Regions from separate parts of the Homo sapiens genome. Here all the other regions are linked to region 1. The links are chromatin contacts, found by Hi-C or POLR2A ChIA-PET in ENCODE. All regions are on one chromosome and are shown on one strand. The core of a region is the stretch at or near the end of the contact, and the rest is flanking DNA. Distances in the headings are between cores, read along the strand shown.

Region 1 (4,597 bases), core at 889-3,388:
TTGCATTATAAAATATTTCTCAATATAAAATCTTCTTCAAGGCCAGGCGCAGTGGCTCATGCCTGCAATCCCAGCACTTTAGAAGGCCAAGGCGAGCAGATCACTTGAGGTCAGGAATTCAAGACCAGCCTGACCAACATGGTGAAACCCCTTCTCTACTAAAAATACAAAAATTAGCCGGGCATGGTGGTGCGCGCCTGTAATCCCAGCTACTTGGGAGGCTGAGGCAGGAGAATTGCTTGAACCGGGGAGGCAAAGGTTGCAGTGAGCAGAGACCGCACCACCGCACTACAGTGTGTGAAACAGAGTGAGACTCCGTCTCAAAAAATAATAATAATAAAAATAAAATATTCTTCAAAAACATGGCCGGGCGCGCTGGCTCACGCCTGTAATCCCAACACTTTGGGAGGCTGAGGCGGGCGGATCACGAGGTCAGGAGATCGAGACCATCCCGGCTAACACGGTGAAACCCCGTCTCTACTAAAAATACAAAAAATTAGCCGGGCGTGGTGGCGGGCGCCTATAGTCCCAGCTACTCCGGAGGCTGAGGCAGGAGAATGGCGTGAACCCGGGAGGCGGAGCTTGCAGTGAGCCGAGATAGCGCCGCTGCACTCCAGCTTGGCAACAGAGCGAGACTCCGTCTCAAAAAAAACACATGATTTTATTTCCTGTTTTATTTCTGCTTATTTCATCAAGTGAAAATATCATAACTTATTTCACCTTTTACTGTCAGTGGAACATTTACTTGTTTCCAATTTCGACAAACTCTGCAAATGCACATCTTTTTAAAAGAATCTGCATTTCTGATTCTTCAAAATAAATTCCTAGAAGTGATATTACTGGATGAAAAGTGGATGGAGAGCTTAAAGGCTCTTAGTTACTCAAGAATTACTGGGTCAAAGAGGATGGCCCATTCACAGCCTTTGAATAAAAATAAATATTGCCAAACTGCTTTCAAGGAAGGTTTTCTAATTCATCCTCTCACCAGCAATATAGGAGAGCGTGTGGCTCACATTAATAAAAAGAACTCTGCTGTTTTGAGCAGTACTAAGCGGAGCGTTTAAACTTATATTTCTTTGATTAGGAAGGCTGACATTCGTTCCTGCAATTCATATTTCTTCCTTACTGAATTGCCTGTTCCTATCCTTTGCTCGTTTTTCTATAGGGATATTATTTCATTCTTTCAGTGTTGTTTTTACAAAATAAACAATTTTTTTGTTTGTTTTTTCCCCCGAGACGGAATCCTGCTCAGTTGCCCAGGCTGGAGTGCAGTGGCGCGATCTCGGCTCCCTGCAACCTCGGCCTCCCGGGTTCAAGCGATTCTCCTGCCTCAGCCTCCCAAGTAGCTGGGATTACAGGCACGCGCCACCACCATGCCCGGCTAATTTTTGTATTCTTAGTAGAGACGGGGTTTCACCATGCTGGTCAGGCTGATCTCGAACTCCTGACCTCAGGTGATCCGCCCGCCTCGGCCTCCCAAAGTGCTGGGATTACAGGCGTGAGCCACTGCACCCGGCCCAACAAATGTTTTAGAAAGCCATCTGGATGATAGTCCATGACTGCTGAACACCGGCTGAGGTCCACAAAACTGCGCTCACCGCTTGGGGACTTTCCAGCCGGCCTTTACTCTCCATGGAAAGCGGTCTTTCCACAAACCTCCACGGTGGGAATTACTGCAAAGGCATCGGCTCTCCCGGCCTAGAATATCTCGCGGGATCTCAGCTGTCCTTGGGCCCCCCCCCTCAGCGCAACTACCAATCCCAACATGCAACGCGCCCCGTGGCCCAAGCGCCCGAATGAAGGCTCGGGGCCAAAGTCATGTGTCTGACTGCGTCACACGTCCCGTCATCTCTCCCACGCCTTTTTCTTCAGCGTACACCTTGGTCGCCATCTTGTGCGCGAGGTTATGGAACCTCTGAGTCCCGCCAACTCTATGGTCGAGCGTTTCAGGGATCGGCCAATCGTAATCCAGATCTCGTAGGAAAGCCCCGCCTCTATCCGCATGGAGGCGGGAATTGCCACGAAGCTCCTGTGGAGGGAGAGGAAGCAGCTGCGGAAAGCCAATAAGAGTGGGGAATCGATGACGTCAACCAATGGGGACGCGGGGATATTACGGCCAATGAGAATGGAGAAGGTCCAGGACACGTGGGTGGGGGAAGCTGAGCGCTGAGACCAAGGGCTAAAGCTGGGAGGTGAGTCTGTCACCTTGAGCCGGGCGAGCGCTGTGGGCCAAGCAGGGGTTGCAGGGTAGTAGGAGTGCAGGTGACTTGGGGCCGGGAGCCAGCAATAGGCAGGGTTGTGGGCTGGGCAGTGTGGAGGGGTATTTCCCCCCAGTGCTGGGAGAGGCTATGGCAATCTAGATATGGCCTTATCAATGAATGTTAATTACCAACGGTAATGAACGATTGACTGCCTCGGCTGGGGCGGGTCGGGGACTGCTGTGTAAGATGGGCAGGATCCTGCGCGACACCTGCCCAGTATCCGCCTCCAGTCTTCCCGAGAGACCATTCCCTTTCGCAACATTTCCTTCCTGGGGCTTGGGCACATTTCCTTGACTTCCGATCTCCATGACTTTGCTTTGAAGACCCACTGCTCTGTCCCTCTGACCTCTAATGCCCTCCTCAGCTGGGGCACGGTGCAAGGAAGAGCGTGGTCTAGGGAGGACGGACGGGGGTGAAGGGGACGACCAAAGGTCGTCATTATAAGCAAACAACCAGGGTCTCAGTGGGATTATTATTACTATTTTTTCCCCCTCTGCAGACTGAAAAAATGCAGACCGCCGGGGCATTATTCATTTCTCCAGCTCTGGTAAGGTGCCGCGCCGCAGTGCTCTGTAGTACCAGGTGTATGGTGTGGACGCCATCAGTGTTTAATGAATGAACCCAGGGGAGCTTGGCGTCCTGATGATGTAGGCTCTTTGAGGTGGCTGTAGGATGTGATGAAGGTAACCCCTGTTTATCTGGGCCTGTGAACCAAGCTATCTTGGCTTTGGAATGTGGTCAGAGAGTCTGGATTTGATTTTTATCCCCAGTCTGTCCTGGCCATAGAGACAGCCCACTAAAACAGTGGTTTTCAACAGTGGCTGCACGTTAGAATCATCCAGGGAACTTTTTAAAATCCTGATGCCTAGGCTGCACCTTAGACCATTTGCATCAGACTTTGGGAATGGGGGTGGAACCCAGGCATCTGTATCTTTTAAGACTTCTCCAGATGATTCCACCGTGCAGCCAAGTTTGAGAACCACTGCACTAAAAATTATTTCAAAAAAGCCATGTTACAGATGGCTCTCCTTGGATGGCTATTCCAGTCGGTTTCCGGGGCTGACTGGCCCACTCCATTTAGGGTGTGTAGCTGTGAGTGTATTTTAGCAGAATAAAATTTCCCCCATCTGATTACTTGGTGATCTGGGTATAAACCTTTCCTGTACCTGCTTTGGTATTAGTGTGGGTTCTTGTTCCATTCTGAGAAGCTGATTAAAGCTGTGCCCAAAGAAGTGAACTTTGGTTTGGTTTTGAATGGTGAAGGTTGCCACTGCTGACTATATCAAGCTATTGAGACAGCTGTCTCTGGGGCAGGCCTATCTGATAGGAACAGGAATAAATTGACCTTGAAATACATTGAACTTATTCTGTTTATGAAATCTGTAGTCATTTTTGACAGCTCAGCAATTAGGATTTTTTTTCCTTGACTGATTTGGTAGGATGTGGCTTTCTGATTTTACAGATCCGCTGTTGTACCAGGGGTCTAATCAGGCCTGTGTCTGCCTCCTTCTTGAATAGCCCAGTGAATTCATCTAAACAGGTAAGGGAGGAATAGCTCTCTTAGGAATGTTCCCAAGGCCCAGGATGGTGGCTCACACCTGTAATCCCAGCTCTTTGAGAGGCTGAGGCGAGAGGATCACTTGAGCCCAGTTGTTCAAGACCAGCCTGGGCAACACAGTGAAACCCCATCTCTACAAAAAAAATAAAAAAATTAGCCATGTGTGGTGGCATGTGGCTGTAGTCCCAGTTACTCCAGGGCTGAGATGAGAGGATTGGTTAATCCCAGAGGTCGAGACTGCTGTGACTATGCCACTGCACTCCAGACTGGGTGACAGAGCAAGACCCTGACTCATAAAAACCCATTAATTAATTTTTTTTAAATCAAGGAATGTTCCCAGACAGGGGTCCTTCAGCTTAAGTTGCCTTTAGACCAAAGTGGGAGGAGAGTTGGAGAATCTGTATGCTTTAATAGTTCTAAGTCCCCCAAGGTAAGCCTTGTAGGTAAGAAACTTATAAAAGTGAGGTGTGCCTAACCCATGAAATTTCCCTAGTCCTGTCTGCTGTCTGACAACAGACTCTAAGACTAATTCCCAGCATACTCTGCAATCAGAGTATTCTGCATTTACCAGGCAGTTTGCCAACAGTTTCAGAGCTCAGGTGGGTGGGGTGAAGGAGGTAGAGTCAGCCACCTGTCCTTATGCCATACTATCTCTCTGCTATCTCGCCTGCCTTGCTTCTCTTTCTAGCCTTCCTACAGCAACTTCCCACTCCAGGTGGCCAGACGGGAGTTCCAGACCAGTGTTGTCTCCCGGGACATTGACACAGCAGCCAAGTTT
Region 2 (4,597 bases), core at 838-3,337, 2.0 Mb after region 1:
GTGTTAGTCTGCTAAGGATAAAAAGAAAAAGAAAATGTCTACTAGGACAGAAAGCCTGAAAACTGTTACTAGCACAAAATAAACATAAAATAGAAAATCGTTTATTAAAGTTTAAAATGACACAGGAAAATGTAGATTTACAAATGAAATAATGCTTTTAAAAACCTGTTTCTGAATAGAGTTCTAAGAAGAAAAATCTCTAGAACATGCATTCTTCTCTCCTCAGTTCTCACAAGAATATTTATTGTACTCAGCATCCTCCCCCCACCCCCATATATATAGATGCCACTTTTAGGTAGTAATTTTTATTGTTATTCACCAACTTAGAAGTGAATCCATGTTTTAGTTTACTTTGGATATATACTGTTTAAATCTGCTCTGTCACTGACATTTAAAAATTTGGTTACGTTAGGAAGATCATTTTAATTTCCATAGTACATGATGCTAAAATTAAAGACACTGAGTACTAAATGAACTTCATCCTAGTAAATAATTATGAACCAAATTATTCTATATAGTTTCGGCCTTAAGTATACTAAGAGCATACAATATAATAAAATCCAGCTTCTCTGGGCCTTTTGTTTTCAATGTGTATTTTTCTAAATCTGAAAATACCTATTCGGCAGCAAGTATAACAAAAGCAAAGACACAAATTAAAACTATTGATTATTCTGTTTAAGGCCAGGGTTTCTGAGTTTTAGTCTGATTTTAAAAAACCTCCGTCTGTCCCTCTCTCCCTCCCTCCCTCTCACGGTAACAGCCGGAGAGGCAAGTATGGTAAGGTCGACCTTTAAACGTTTGCTGGATCAGCACTGGGTGGGGATAAGAAAAGATCAAGGGCAAACAGAAGATATTTGCGAAAGGGATCTATTTGCACACTGAAGTTGATTTAAAAGTACGTTTAAAAATCAAGTTGGTCTTAATTCGTCTGTTCTATTTTCCATATTCGTGGTGACAAAGGGAAAAAGAATCTCTGGCTGCCCCCAAACTACAAACACTTTCCAAGTCAAAAGCCTGAGTGCCGGCAGAGGCAGCTGATTAAGCCCAATTGCTTGAAGGTGCAGCCGAGCGAAATTCAGGCTCGGTGGAAGGTAGTTACAAAGCAACGCCTTAAGACAGGCAGGAGTGTGAAGAATTACATAAACAGCCAGTTAGATCTCATTAGATTTCTGCTCACAGCCCTCGGAGCCCAAGCGCTACAGCAGCAGCAACAGCAAGAGGAGGTGGAGGTGGAGGAGGAAGAGAGTACGAGCCTCCTCGGAGAAGGAGGAGGAAGGCCCGGGAAATGGAAGAGCAACCTCTCCCGGCTGGGCACCCAGCACCGAGCAGGTCGGGGCGCCGGGTCAGCCGCTCCCCTCCCCCGCCGTAACCCGACCCGCTGCTCCCCGCCCCGTGGCCCCCGCCCCGGGCTCCTGGGAGCCGGCCAGAGCCTGGGGGAGCACCGGTTCCTCGGCACCATTTTCAGCCTCGCGGCCACCGGCCCCTCGAACCCCAGCGTTCCACCGCGAGCTCGTCGCTCCTCCGGGCACCCCAACCCCCCAATTCCCGTCAGCTCGCCCCGGGCCGCCCGTCCCCGGCCAACTGCCCAGGACGAGCCCGACGCGCCGGCGGCCCCTCGGAGCCGCTCCCCTCGGGTCCTGGCGCTGCCCCCTCGGCGCCCAGGGCCGCGACCCCGCCGTCCCCGAGCTCCCGAGGGCCCAGGGCTCGACGCCGCTGCAGCCCCTCCTCCGCCGCCTGGGCCCGGGGCTCCCGTCTCCTCGCCGACCCCGCCCGGCGCCCCGAGATACTTACGGGCTGCTTCGGGGCGGCTTGGACCACAGACCCGCGGCTGGGCGGGGAGCAGCGCGGCAGGGCGGGGGCGCGGGAGGGTCGGGAGCGGCGAGCTCGCCGAGTGCAAGACGTTGCCGCTGCGGGGCTGAGGACAGAGGACAGAGGCCTCGGGCAGGCCTTGGGAGATCGCCGTTAGTGGCTCGGGGTGGCGGGCACGGGGGTCAGACGAGCGCGCTCACTTCTCCACACAGCCCGGTGCCCGGCCCAGCGTCCCCGTAGTGCGCCCGCTACACGCCGGGCCAGAGCTTCGCTCCTTCTGCCGCGGCGCGCGCCCCGCCTCTCGTTTTATGGCCTCCTCCCCGCCCCCATCCCCTCCGTCGGGGTGCGCGCGCCCGCTCCGCGTCACACAGCTCCGGCGGCGCAGCCATTCCCCGCGCTCCCCGCCCGGCACCCCGGTCCCCCGCCGGCCGGCTCCGCCCCTGCCCTGCCCCCCGACGCCATTGGCCAAGTCCCGCCTGCCCCTGTCCGGACGCGCGGCGGACGCAGGGGTGGGGAAGCCGCACCCTCCGGGCTCCAGGAGGGCCAATGAACCGACGATCGGAGCACTGGGGACGGAATGAAGAGAACGTCTGGAAAGGGACTGTGGGGGCAGACGTGCCAATGAGAGAGAAAGGGGTGGGGTAGGGCGGCTGACGCCCGGTTTAGGCGGAGAGCGCCGGGCAGAGGGGGAGGGGGACGAAGCTGGTGGCGAAGCGGCTCAGGAGAACCGGGGCTGGAGGAGCGGCAAGAGTACCCAGAAAGTGCCCTCTCCGCGGGGGTCTGCGGCCAAGGAGGATCCTGCTCGTGGAATAGCTACCAAATCGGCCTCCAGCCCACCCCAGGGGCGGGGTAGAGAAAGGGCAAACTGTGACCGGGACTTGTGCACCCGATTAATTGAATATTAATCACCCCAAGGCCTAGGCCAACCGCCACCCAGAGAGTGGCAGCTGCAGAACCCAAAGACGTGGAGCCGGGCTGGGGGTGGGGAAGGGAGGCCGCCACAGCTCCCGCCCCGCCGGCAGTTTAACTGCTTCCGCAGCCTCAGGCCTCCCGGTGCGACCCCGGCTGCGACTCGGATCCGTTTATTCCAAATGTCCCAGCCCACGCCGTGCCCAGAGTGTGGCGACACGAGGCCAAACTGCGTATGTATCTGTGTCCATGTCTACACACACACGCATGCGTGCATTTCTAGGGCTTGCTGGATCGCAGGTGCACAGAATAAACGCGGTGCCTGCTTGTAAAGCGCGTTTAAGATCATTCTTGGCTGAAATATGTGCGGGTACCTAGGGAGTGGGGTAAGAGAGGGACTCGTGGTGGGGGGCGGGTAAGTGCCTTTTTCACAACCTGCCCCAGAGAAATACACGAAATTACATCGGGAGTGGAATCGAGCGTCCCTCTCAGCTAAAAATATTACTCACAGGTAGCAACGACGCCTGATTGGCTGCGCTGGTCCCTTCGCAACGAGGCGATTGGCTGCCTGGTATCCAGGAGACCGACGTCAAACTCGGACTGGGAAAAGGGGAAAGTCTGGGGGGAGCGAAGGAGGGGACGGGGAGAAAGAAGCAATGAATGAAACGCCCATCGCCTGGCCTTCCCCTTTCCCCTTTCCCCTCTCCTCTCCATTCTTGGAGCACTTCCTGGAAAAACACCAGTTGGGGCGCCGCCTTCCCCTCCAAACGTTGGGGCCTGCACTCTCAACCTGCTATAAGGAAGTTAAACCGCAGCTCACCGAGGAGTAGGGTGTCTACGGGGCGGGCCCGTGTAGACCAGCTGTGCTCCTCGGGCACAAACCCGCCGTACATGCCAGGCCTAGAAGCTTTTGGCTTTGTGGACGCAAAATCTGGTTGGAGCCGCCTTCTCCACCCTGACTCTCCCGCCTCTCCTTTTTAGAAGGAACCGCACTGAGAAAGGGTATTTCTGAAGGCTCAATGCGTAGGAGAAGGGGTGGGAAGATGGGTTTGTGGAATGGGCTGAGGGTGGGGAGTGGTCAGGTGACTGATTTCATGTTTATTGTACAGATTCCTAAAACATAGTTTTACTAAGTGACTCCTTAAATTCTGATTAATGTGATTTTTTTTTTTTTTTGAGTGTTTGGGTTTTTTAGTTGCAAACAGGAGTGGAATTGAAATGTGAAAGTATGGCAAAACTGTGAAAGCATTTAAATTAAAATGTCCCTTCCTCTGCATTGAAATGTCATCAAAGCGTCAAATATAAATGATTTGTTCAGTTTTCTTTTTTTATTTGTTTGTTTTTGGTTTTCTGTAATGACAAGTCCATCTGTAATAAAAGTGAGTTATTTTTAGTTTTCTAATTAAGCACAGAAATTTCAAGAAACTAGACAGGATATCCTTGGAATGCCTTACCAAAAGAAACACTTCATTTTTCACGTGTTCTAGAAGCACAACTTCTTTTACCATTAGGCAAATAATGGTACTGTACCAAACATCTAGAACTGCGGGACCATGTGTCTTGATTAGTAATTTTATATTGGGGGGGCATATTAGGCATGGCTGAGACTAAAATGTCTAAAGATAGATGAATTGTAATTTTGTCAAACTTATCTGTACTTTTCAATAATTCTCTAAAGAGAAGGGACAAGTTCTCTTTTCTGAATGTCTTCAATCTGTAATTCCAGATTTGAAATATGAGAGCAGTCATCTGATAGGTACTGATTAAATATCAGTAGCATTAAAAGCATTTTTAAGTCAGAAATGTAGATGTCAAAAATTTATGAGTTATTGCTGCTTGGCCTAGGAGTGTAAGAAGATGTCTGACCAAATATAAACAC
Region 3 (4,597 bases), core at 1,162-3,661, 1.2 Mb before region 1:
ACAGACAGGGTTTCACCATGTTGGTCAGGCTGGCCTCAAACTCCTGGGCTCAAGAGATCCTCCAGCCTCAGCCTCCCAAAGTACTGCAATGACAGGCGTGAGCCACCACGCATGGCCAATCTTCATTGATTTCTTTTTTTTTGAAATGGAGTCTTGCTCTGGCACCCAGGCTGAATGCAGTGTTGTTTTGTTTTGTTTTGTTTTGAGATGGAGTCTTGCTGTCATCCAGGCTGGAGTACAGTGGGTTTTTTTTGAGATGGAGTCTTGCTCTGTCACCCAGGCTGGAGTGCGGTGGTGCAATCTTAGCTCACTACCACCTCTGCCTCACGGGTTCAGGCAATTCTCCTGCCTCAGCCTACTGAGTAGCTGGGATTGATTGCAGGTGCCCACCACCACGCCCGGCTAATTTTGTATTTCAGTAGAGACAGGGTTTCACTGTGTTGGCCAAGCTGGTCTCTAACTCCGGACCTCAGTTGATCTGCCCACCTCAGCCTCCCAAAGTGCTGGGATTAAAGGCGTGACCCACCACGCCCTGGCCCAATCTTCACTGATTTATAACAAAGTTACACACACAGGGCAGTTCTTCCACAGTTAATAGATGAAGCAAAAGGCTGGGGTTAGCTGCTAAGCCATGGGAAATCCACTAGTCACAGTATGGTGTGAGGAATGGTGTCCCTACATTTCTAGCTTCAAAACTGCAAAGATATCTCTAGCAGAGAAAGACCATTTCTTCCTCTTTTAACAAAGAGTTGGCCAATCTTTCCTAATTCTTTGTGAAACCTTTCAACAAAGTCAGACTTCCTCCTAGGTTTTCCCAGTGTGGCTACTGCAGGGCAATTACCTCACAAGCTCAAGTCATATGGTAAAAAGCTCTATGAACCAGCTACATCCAATTACCCCTACATCATTACTGTGAAAATGAAACAATTCAAGAAATTCTTTGTTACCATTTATTTTTTCTTTTTTTGAGAGTCTTAACTGTCGCCCAGGCTGAAGTGCAGTGGTGAAGTCTTGGCTCACTGCAACCTCTGCCTCCCGGGTTCAAGAGATTCTGTCTCAGCCTCCTGAGGAGCTGAGATTATAGGCGTGCGCCACCACGCTCGGCTAGGTTTTTTTTTTTTTTTTGTATTTTTAGTAGAGACAGGGTTTCACCATGTTGGCCAGACTGGTCTTGAACTCCTGACCTCAAGTGATCCGCCCGCCTCGGCCTCCCAAAGTGCTGGGATTACAGGCATGAGCCACCGCGCCCGGCCCTATTATTACACTTTTCCTTTATCATTTTAAAAATCTTCATTTTTTTTAAAAGAGACAGGATCTCGCTAAGTTGTCCAGGTTAGTCTTGAACCCCTGGGCTCAAGCGATCCTCCCAAAGTCCTGGGATTGCAGGCCTGAGCCACATACTGTATGCACATTTTTTTTCTTTTCTTTGAGATGGAGTCTCGCTCTGTCGCCAGGCTGGACTGCAGTGGCGCGATATCGGCTCACTGCAACCTCTGCGTCCAGGGTTCAAGCGATTCTCCTGCCTCAGCCTCAGGAATAGCTTGGACTTCAGGTACGCGCCACCACACCGGGCTAATTTTTTATATTTTAGTAGAGACGGGGTTTCACCATGTTGGCCAGGATGGTCTCGATCTCTTGACTCGTCATCCGCCCCCCTCGGCCTCCCAAAGTGCTGGGATTACAGGCGCGAGCCACAGCGCCCGGCCCACGTTTTCTTTATATGCATTTTGCTAAGAAAAGGCATTCATGAGTTTCTTCCGGGGTTGAGAACTGAAACAGGTTAAGAACCACAATCCTTTATTCCTGTACACACATTCTTTCTGGTTCGAGGTTGGGCCTTTACAGGGTACTTTTGGAGGGTGAAACATTTCCATCCTGTCAAGTACCTGGTAGCTATGGATGGGGGGTCTAAGAGGAGGAATCCCTTAGCTCACCCCTAAGCAAGTCAGATTTATCACAGCACAGGTCTCAAGCCCCATATAAGCAGGCTTAGGGGACTCCTTGGAGAGGAAGCTGCTTGTAGGGACAAGGGCCGTCAGGAGAGCTTGAGCTTATCAAGCCACTAACCAGCTGTGTGACCTTGGACAAGTTCCAGACCCTCTCTGGGCTCCTGAACCCATTCCTTACCAAGCCATTAACCAGCTGTGTGACCTTGGACAAGTTCCATACCCTCTCTGGGCTTCAGTTTCCACATCTACACATTGGCAGTGGAGCCACATGGCCTTACGGATCCCTCCCAGCCGAAAGCAGGGTACCAAGCCGACCTAGCCATTAAAGCAGCTTCCTGTGGGCGCGGCGCAGGACTTCAACAGTCCCCCCTCCCCCGCTCAGGCCCGCGAAAACCTCGCGCAACACGCCCCTCGGAGCGACGGCGCTTACCCAACCGCAGCCCCAGCGCTCGAACCCAGCTCCGCCTCTTCCCGGGGGCGTCCCATCGTGCCCCGCGCCGGGCTCCTAGGGTTGCCGGGCACCTCCCGCCTTCCCGCGCCCCGACCCCGAACTCCTCTCCTTAGTTCTCCCGGGCACCCTATCCTATCAACGCCTACTATCCCAGCCAATCGCGCAGGATCCGAGTCGTGCCTCCGGTCCACCCTCCTCCCAGCGCTCAGCCGGTCTGAGCTCAAGGCCTTTACCAAGCCCACCCAATCAACGGCGGGCTCTCTCCTACCCCATCCCAATCTCCCTCCCCTCGGCCAATCCGCGCGCTCCATTCCGCTGCCCGCCCAGCCAACCCGGGCCTTGAAACCAGCAGGCGAATGGGCGCGAGACGGCCCTTCGACGCTGAGCGCCTGGCCAGTTAGGGATTCCGCGTGGCCAGGACAACGGCCAATCGTCGTGGAGCGCGGCGCCTCCGCGGAGAGGTCCGGTCCGAATATCCCTCCGCCTTCCTCCCTCCCTCGCTCCCTCCCTGCGCGCCGCCTCTCACTCACAGCCTCCCTTCCTTCTTTCTCCCTCCGCCTCCCGAGCACCAGCGCGCTCTGAGCTGCCCCCAGGGTCCCTCCCCCGCCGCCAGCAGCCCATTTGGAGGGAGGAAGTAAGGGAAGAGGAGAGGAAGGGGAGCCGGACCGACTACCCAGACAGAGCCGGTGAATGGGTTTGTGGTGACCCCCGCCCCCCACCCCACCCTCCCTTCCCACCCGACCCCCAACCCCCATCCCCAGTTCGAGCCGCCGCCCGAAAGGCCGGGCCGTCGTCTTAGGAGGAGTCGCCGCCGCCGCCACCTCCGCCATGGAGCTGATCACCATTCTCGAGAAGACCGTGTCTCCCGGTAGGACGCAGGAGCCGGGGGTAGGGCTGAGGTGATTGGGGTGGGGGAGGGGAGGCCCGGCCCCTCTGACCCCGCTCCGTCTCCCACTTTCCTCCCCCTAGATCGGCTGGAGCTGGAAGCGGCGCAGAAGTTCCTGGAGCGTGCGGCCGTGGAGAACCTGGTGCGTGCTACCCCGCCGCGCCCATCCCGCCGCGTCCCCATCCCCTGCGTGCGGGGCCTTCCCGCCCTCCCGGAGGCCCAGGCCTCGGGAACCTACCCCGCCCCATCCCGTCCCCCTCCCCCCTCCCCCTCCCCCCCCAACCCGGTCCAACCTAACCCCGCCATCGGGAAGCCGGTGGGTGTGTCCCGCCCCGGGCCTCGCGACTGGCCAATGGCTTGGCGCGCCGAGCTGCCTGCCGCCCAATCGTTGCGCGGCCTGAGGGCGGCGGTGCAGCGGGAGGGAGAAAGAGGGAGGGAAGGGAAGTTAGGTTGCGCGGCGCTGCGTGTTCAGCAGGGGTGGGGGCGGGGGAGTCGGGCCTAGGGGCCATGTGGAAGCTCCGGGCCCGGCCGCCCGCCCTGTCTGACCCCGGCCGGCTTCTCCTTCCTATCCCGTGGCCCCTGTGGCTCTCCCCACCTATTTCCTAGAGCTCTGCCCTTTCCTAGCTACCTTGGTCTGTACTCATGGCCAGGCCTGGCACCCGACTGCCTCTTAACCCATTTCCACTGATATTTTTCCCTCTTTGCTCGGTTATTCCTCTCTTGGGGTTTTTTCTTTTTCTTTCTTTCTTTTTTTTTTTTCTTCTGACCTGGATGAATAGAGACCTAATCACTAGGGATCTGCACCCAGAAAACAGACTGAGGCTCATCTTTGAGATGGGGCCTGTTTGCTGATGAAATCACAGGGGAAAGTTCCTCGTTTTTCATATTTTAAAATTTAAGGGGTCCGGAGAAAATGAAGCTAAGTCCGCTAGAGACTGGTCCTTTGTATAAAAATGTGGGATGGATTGGTTGAAACAGCCTAGATGCCAGTTAAGTTTCTCTTTGGTGTCCATCTCCTGTTGGGGGATGGGGTCAGAGGGAAGGATTGGATGATGCTTGACATCTTTGAGAAAGGTAATAGGAATTAAGTCTGAGTAACACTAACCATATGTGTTCCTTTGTGTTATATAGGCAAAATGTCAACATCAACAAAGTGACAAGGCTTATTTTATACAGACTGCCTTTGAATGATTTTTTTGTTGTTTTTCATATGTGCCAATTTTTACAACTAACCTGTTTATCCTTTCCTAGAAGAGATTTTTCCACTAGTATAGGCTGATAATTCCATTTAGGGTATTATTCCTGTTTCTG

The links. Hi-C counts contacts between places; a loop is a spot of excess contacts on that map. ChIA-PET counts read pairs that join two places held with the same protein, here RNA polymerase II (POLR2A). Pooled maps may share reads with other maps.
Region 2: a pooled map shows a loop between it and region 1 (22-fold over the local background). The contact joins the promoter of TOB1 here to the promoter of ATP5MC1 in region 1. A Hi-C loop is called at or near these places in 6 of 50 pooled maps. POLR2A ChIA-PET finds 5 or more read pairs at or near these places in 2 of 52 experiments (BJ and activated CD4-positive, alpha-beta T cell).
Region 3: a map of naive thymus-derived CD4-positive, alpha-beta T cell shows a loop between it and region 1 (14-fold over the local background). The contact joins the promoter of KPNB1-DT here to the promoter of ATP5MC1 in region 1. A Hi-C loop is called at or near these places in 1 of 168 maps with a recorded cell type or tissue (naive thymus-derived CD4-positive, alpha-beta T cell), 1 of 37 single-sample maps with no recorded cell type and 7 of 50 pooled maps. POLR2A ChIA-PET finds 5 or more read pairs at or near these places in 2 of 52 experiments (WTC11 and naive thymus-derived CD8-positive, alpha-beta T cell).

The regions. Positions count from the first base shown.
Region 1 is chr17:48,890,649-48,895,245 of GRCh38, forward strand. ATP5MC1 (ATP synthase membrane subunit c locus 1) reads left to right here and starts at 2,139. Exons shown (of 5, transcript NM_005175.3): 1 at 2,139-2,262; 2 at 2,761-2,808; 3 at 3,724-3,801; 4 at 4,508-4,597. The coding sequence starts at 2,770. LOC105371814 (a long non-coding RNA gene) reads right to left here. Exons shown (of 4, transcript NR_135674.1): 2 at 1,599-2,029. RefSeq lists enhancers at 955-1,934, 1,572-2,031, 2,042-2,161, 2,742-2,851, 2,892-2,941.
Region 2 is chr17:50,864,267-50,868,863 of GRCh38, forward strand. It overlaps TOB1 (transducer of ERBB2, 1), which reads right to left and starts at 2,088. Exons shown (of 2, transcript NM_005749.4): 1 at 1,792-2,088. TOB1-AS1 (TOB1 antisense RNA 1) reads left to right here and starts at 2,413. Exons shown (of 2, transcript NR_038458.1): 1 at 2,413-2,951; 2 at 3,230-4,105. RefSeq lists an enhancer at 704-753 and silencers at 1,294-1,903, 1,914-2,423.
Region 3 is chr17:47,647,017-47,651,613 of GRCh38, forward strand. KPNB1-DT (KPNB1 divergent transcript) reads right to left here and starts at 2,412. Exons shown (of 4, transcript NR_171700.1): 1 at 2,380-2,412. KPNB1 (karyopherin subunit beta 1) reads left to right here and starts at 2,903. Exons shown (of 22, transcript NM_002265.6): 1 at 2,903-3,268; 2 at 3,370-3,428. The coding sequence starts at 3,229. RefSeq lists an enhancer at 1,058-1,903 and silencers at 2,304-2,573, 2,584-2,633, 2,644-2,823, 3,254-3,323, 3,434-3,573 and 1 more.